2 separate regions of the Homo sapiens genome follow, and region 1 is linked to region 2. A link is a contact called in ENCODE Hi-C or POLR2A ChIA-PET data. All regions are on one chromosome and are shown on one strand. The core of a region is the stretch at or near the end of the contact, and the rest is flanking DNA. Distances in the headings are between cores, read along the strand shown. Region 1 holds the start of CYP2U1 (cytochrome P450 family 2 subfamily U member 1). Region 2 holds the start of SGMS2 (sphingomyelin synthase 2).

Region 1 (2,700 bases), core at 174-2,673, 110 kb after region 2:
TATCTGCAAACAAGTAGTTTAAATTTTTAAAAACTTCTCTTAATTCAAAAATTCAAAAAAAATGAGAAAAGTAATCTCACAAGTAGTGGTTAATTATAGAAGATGAGAGGTGTGGAGGTTTTTTTTTTTTGTTTGGGGTGCATAAGCTTAAAATAACATGAAAAGCATGTCAAAAAGAATATGAGAACAGAGTGGACTTGAAATTTAACATATCCTACTGGCATCACTTGTTTATAGAAAAATAAAATGGATCATGTATTTATTTGAGGACTCACTATGCTTTCTTTGATCACATTTTTATAGGTACAGCGTGGTGTTCAAACTTTTAATGTATGGAGAAAAATGAAACGGCTAGAAAAATGGCCCAGTACAGACAATTCTATGCTCAATCCAACTTGAACAGAAACTACAGGATTTGGCCTAAACAAGACTGAAAGGGAAGCCCTTATCAGGAAAGCCATTATCTGAGAAGATAAAATAAAGTAATACTTTGTTTTTAAAGTATTATACAATTCATATCTAATATTTCAACCTCAGCCTTTCAAGTGTTGTCTAACACCAATAATAATATTGCCACCCCTCCCTCAACCGGTTATCTTCTTTTCATATTTCTAGCTACTTAAATCCACCAAGCAAATTCTGGTTTCGCTATTTCTGGATTTAAGTACATTTTCTAATGCACCCAGGCCACACGCAGGAATGGACACAGCTTTCGCTCTCCGCATAAGTTTTCTAGCCCAGGGCAAGCTCTCAGAACGTGACTCCTCGTGCCTCGCTGCCCGCCCCTCGCTCCCCCCACTCCCGCCATCATCCCTTCCGCAGAGTTGGCTGCCAAGCCGACACCCACAGATTCTGCATTCCACGGCTTCCCAGCATCCTGCTGTCTCTGCGTGGAGGAAAGGGTGCTGCGAATCCCAGTTTAGATAAGGAACCCCGTCTTTTCACTACTACACCGAAGCATGCAGGAATAGGGCGTTGACCCCATTCTCCCAGCTCAGGGCACAGGTGCTAAGGCCGACCCATCTCACGGGCCTGTTCACCAGTTTCCCACACTCAGTACAGATCCTAACACGGTTTATGCACTTCATAACCATGCGTTTGTGTTTGTCAACTGACAAACGAGTGATAATGACAAACGAATGACACAAGGGAAACCAACAGCCAATCAGAGCGCAAGGTTGTGTTGCCAGCATCCCAGTTTCAGGGACAGTCACCGCCAAGCCCGACCCTGCAAAGGGTCGTAACCGGACTTCGGGGCAAACTTCAGGTCCCCCGCCTGCTAGCCCGCCAACCCCCTCCGCCAGGCAGCCGGCGCGCCTCCAGGTTCCGCCCAGGCGTCGCTGAGTGGCGGCGGCGGGGAGAATGCGCGCGGCGCAGCCAATCCGGGGGCGTTCCTACACCCCCTGCCCGCCCCCGACCTTCCAGAGCAGAGCAGGACACTGGCGCCGCGGGTCAGGCAGCTGCGTGCGCGTCTCCTCCAGGCAGCAAGGGGAACCCGAGGCCGCCGGCGCCCGGACCATGTCGTCTCCGGGGCCGTCGCAGCCGCCGGCCGAGGACCCGCCCTGGCCCGCGCGCCTCCTGCGTGCGCCTCTGGGGCTGCTGCGGCTGGACCCCAGCGGGGGCGCGCTGCTGCTATGCGGCCTCGTAGCGCTGCTGGGCTGGAGCTGGCTGCGGAGGCGCCGGGCGCGGGGCATCCCGCCCGGGCCCACGCCCTGGCCTCTGGTGGGCAACTTCGGTCACGTGCTGCTGCCTCCCTTCCTCCGGCGGCGGAGCTGGCTGAGCAGCAGGACCAGGGCCGCAGGGATTGATCCCTCGGTCATAGGCCCGCAGGTGCTCCTGGCTCACCTAGCCCGCGTGTACGGCAGCATCTTCAGCTTCTTTATCGGCCACTACCTGGTGGTGGTCCTCAGCGACTTCCACAGCGTGCGCGAGGCGCTGGTGCAGCAGGCCGAGGTCTTCAGCGACCGCCCGCGGGTGCCGCTCATCTCCATCGTGACCAAGGAGAAGGGTGAGCGGGAGGTCGTGGGCTGTGGGTACGCGGATGCCGCGGATGAGTCTCCAGGTGCGTGGGGGCTGCAGTTCCTGTGCCCCTTCCGGCCGCCCGCGCCCCCAGGCTGCCTCACACCTGCATCCTGAACTAACAGGTGATGGTGGTGGCGGCGCTTCTCCTTTCTGATGCCTTTAAGATCCCATCAAGTAGTGACGGACGCGTGACTTGCTCATACTCCAAGATCATAAGTAGAAAAGTCATCCGGAGATTGAGGGAGAGTAATAGGGATGGCGGAAGGACAAGGTGGCAAGCCAGGTTCCATCTTTCCAAAAGTAGCCTTCCCTTCCACCAGCTGTGACCTCGGAGAGAAACTTTGGCCCCCATGTTAGAAAGAGGGAAGGATATTCTTTTTACCTTGTGGGTTTCGAATGTAAGAATTTAAGAAGATAATTTCCAATAAGATAAAAAGTCCAGAAAACACAGAAGAAGCCTATTACCAAATCTCCGGCTTTGGTTCATAGCCTCTGATTCCTGCGTATGGGAGTCTAAATTGGACATTTTTGGGGGTTGGAAAACGTGTTATCTGCTGCAATAAAATGTCCAATCTAACCTGTCTCTACCGTCCCCCTTTGTCTTACTGGCTGGCTTAGGTCTCTGACTTCTTTTCTGAGTCACTCCTACGCATCAGTCAGGTGTTAAATGCCTTTTCC
Region 2 (2,700 bases), core at 68-2,567:
CCATTCTGTGGGTTGTCTCTTCAGTTTGTTTCCTTTGCTGTGCAGAAGCTTTTTAGCTTAATATGATCCCATTTGTCCATTTTCTTTGGTTGCCTGTACTGTGACGACATCTTGAAGTTGCGAGTTTGGGGATTGCCTGCCTTGTATATTCTTTTCTGTTACCATCATCTTTAATAGCCACAAATGACTGTTGACCCACATGATATCTGCACTAGAAACCCAAAGATTCCCGTCATTATTTTTGTTGATTATATGGAAGCACCCATAAACCAGCGCAAATCCTAAACATAATTATCTTGTCCAGAAGGAGACATTAATGTAAAACTTATGTCAAGAAAGATTTAGCCACATTCCCTCGGATTGGTCATTCCTAGTTAGAGTCCTTGAGGCTGCCATCGTTTACTTTGAAAACTGCCCAGCAGGTGTATGAATAGCAACTCCAGGACAATGTAGAACCATTACCATTTTAAAGACAGCAATCCCCCTTTTAAAAAACTACTGAGGCCTTCGAAGAAACCACACGGCTGCCTTGGGCCCCAAAAGCTGCGGAAAAGCGCAGTATTCAGTTAAGCAAATAACTACTTACACTGTTTATTTTGGTTACGATTCCTTAAGTGAGAAGTAAATCAATTAACAGGACAAATGACACGATGGTTAGGCACGAAAGGGACAGTGCTGCCACCTCATTAGCTTGGAGCAACCTTCCAGCTCATACCATGCGGACTGATGACTAACCTTGCCAGGCAACGCTGTGAGGTTTGGAAACCCACCTCTTTGACCTAGGCCCGGTCAACACCGATAAACCCTCTGAATCAACGCTGGCGCTCCCAAGCCCACTCACACGCCGTCAGGAAGCAGTTTCCGAAACAGGCCGGGTGCGGGGGTGGGGGATCCCGTTCCAGCCCCACCCCTGAAAGTTGCTGGGAGTGGCACCCAAAGAACTTTCCCAGATTGATCTCTGTTGCCGCTCAGGGAGGTCAGCTCCAGGCCCTCAGCCTTTCGGCCGGGAGCCAAACTGCCCTGCCTGCCAAGCCCCTCCTTCTCTGCACCTTAAACAGCCGCGAGGGGAGAGTCGGCTGGGATTTTCTTCTTAAGAAGTCGCGCAGGTTTTTCGAGCTCCACTCTGCGCCAGGAGAGCCACGGCAGCAGGAACGGGCACTGCTGCCACCGGGCCGACGGGTGAGTCACTGTTTGGAAATGGAGTGGGCGGGCGAGGGTGTGAGAGAATGAATGATGTCAAGAGCGCGCTGGGCGCAGGGCGCAGGGAGCGGGCCGCGCGCGGCGGGCGGGGAGAGCGGGCGCGGGGCCGCGGTCAACACTGAGCGCCGCGCCGTGGGCCGAGTGGGGCGGGGAGACCCAGCCCTCGGCGCGCACGGAGCCTGGCCGGTGCTGCAGCGCCGCCGAGTGCGGCCTCGGGGGCGGCGGCCGCGGGAGGGACCCGGAGAGCTGCTTCCCCTAGTCAGGCCGCGGCGTGGGAGGGCGAGACCCCGAGCAAACTTTCTAGCGGCTTCGGCCCGAGGGTGGTGACGCCCGGGGCTGGTCGCGGCGGCTGCGGCAGCGGGCTCCATCCCCTGGCAAATCCCCTTCCCGGGAGCAAGTGCCTTCAGCTGGGAGTGTCTGGAGCCCTGGCCACCAGCGGGTAAGGAGCGCGCGGAGGGGCCAGGAGGAGGATGGGCTGGGGAGCGGAGAGTCCTCCGAAGCGCGGGAGGGGAAAGGTGGATTGCGAAGCGGGGACGTGGCTCTAATCCGGCCCCCACCCTCCCCGCCCAGGGCATGCTTCCTCGATTTTGTGGTCTGGAGGAGAGATGTGTGCCTTAGTCTCCTTCCTCTGAGCAGTCATCTCATTCATTTGCAACCCATTTCGGGTACCCCGGTCCTGGCGTTGGAAGGGCACAGGTTAAACCCCAGATTGTCCAGAACCACTCCGGAGGTCAGGGCTGAAGTTCAGTTGGTGGAGGAGGGACTGTGTGTGTGTGTTTGTGTGTGTGGTTTTTCTTTTCTTTCTCTTTTTTTTTTTTTTTTTTTTTGAGAGGCACTTACTGATGATGTGTGAACAGTAACAGCCCAGCTCTGGGCAGCCCACACCGAAACCCTTCAACGTGTGGCATTCCAGAGCTGCTCCCTTTACGGAAGGGAAGACTTGGTTTCTCAGCGAAAATAAGGGGCGGGGAACCCCTGTCAACATCCATCCAGAGGTATGGATAATCATTAATTATCCACGGCTTGAAACCAACTCAAAATGTTATGTCCTGTAGTCTTTTTTATTTATTAATGTTGCCGGTCCTCTATTTCAAGTCTTGCCTGCTCTGAAATGACCTTAAAATCATTTTGACATGTGTGTTATATTTTGAAGAGATTCAACTGTTTAGTGTCACTGGATTCGGCGTGGGTTTTCAATCTGTACCTAACTTTTCAAATCCTTGGTTTCATTACCAGTCTCCTCTATTAACGGTGGGTGCTCAGGCACATTAAACATTCTGAACCAGTAAAATGGGATTATAGCTACTTCAGATAATAAGGTGGATTAAATAAGGATTAATAATGAGGATAATAATGAGGATTAAAGCGCAAAAGACTTCTCATAATGTCTGGTACAAAGCAGACCCCAACAAATTATAGCTGTTTATATATAAATAATAGTGTGTTGCAGCTGGCTTAGGTAATAACCAATTAATTTCCACAGAATGTCCTCCTTATAAG

What was found. Hi-C counts contacts between places; a loop is a spot of excess contacts on that map. ChIA-PET counts read pairs that join two places held with the same protein, here RNA polymerase II (POLR2A). Pooled maps may share reads with other maps.
Region 1: a loop to region 2 is called in a map of endothelial cell of umbilical vein, with 8 times the contacts of the local background. The contact joins the promoter of CYP2U1 here to the promoter of SGMS2 in region 2. A Hi-C loop is called at or near these places in 5 of 168 maps with a recorded cell type or tissue (ascending aorta, chondrocyte, endothelial cell of umbilical vein and 2 more) and 10 of 50 pooled maps. POLR2A ChIA-PET finds 5 or more read pairs at or near these places in 2 of 52 experiments (MCF 10A and endothelial cell of umbilical vein).

The regions. Positions count from the first base shown.
Region 1 is chr4:107,930,126-107,932,825 of GRCh38, forward strand. It overlaps CYP2U1 (cytochrome P450 family 2 subfamily U member 1), which reads left to right and starts at 1,424. Exons shown (of 5, transcript NM_183075.3): 1 at 1,424-2,008. The coding sequence starts at 1,519. It overlaps CYP2U1-AS1 (CYP2U1 and SGMS2 antisense RNA 1), which reads right to left and starts at 1,994. Exons shown (of 7, transcript NR_125929.1): 1 at 1,846-1,994. All of the region lies in intron 1 of LOC107986298 (a long non-coding RNA gene), which reads right to left. LOC124900751 (a long non-coding RNA gene) reads right to left here and starts at 1,460. Exons shown (of 2, transcript XR_007058221.1): 1 at 848-1,460. RefSeq lists enhancers at 794-1,301, 1,962-2,031, 2,092-2,161 and a silencer at 1,162-1,751.
Region 2 is chr4:107,823,615-107,826,314 of GRCh38, forward strand. SGMS2 (sphingomyelin synthase 2) reads left to right here and starts at 1,318. Exons shown (of 7, transcript NM_001375905.1): 1 at 1,318-1,639.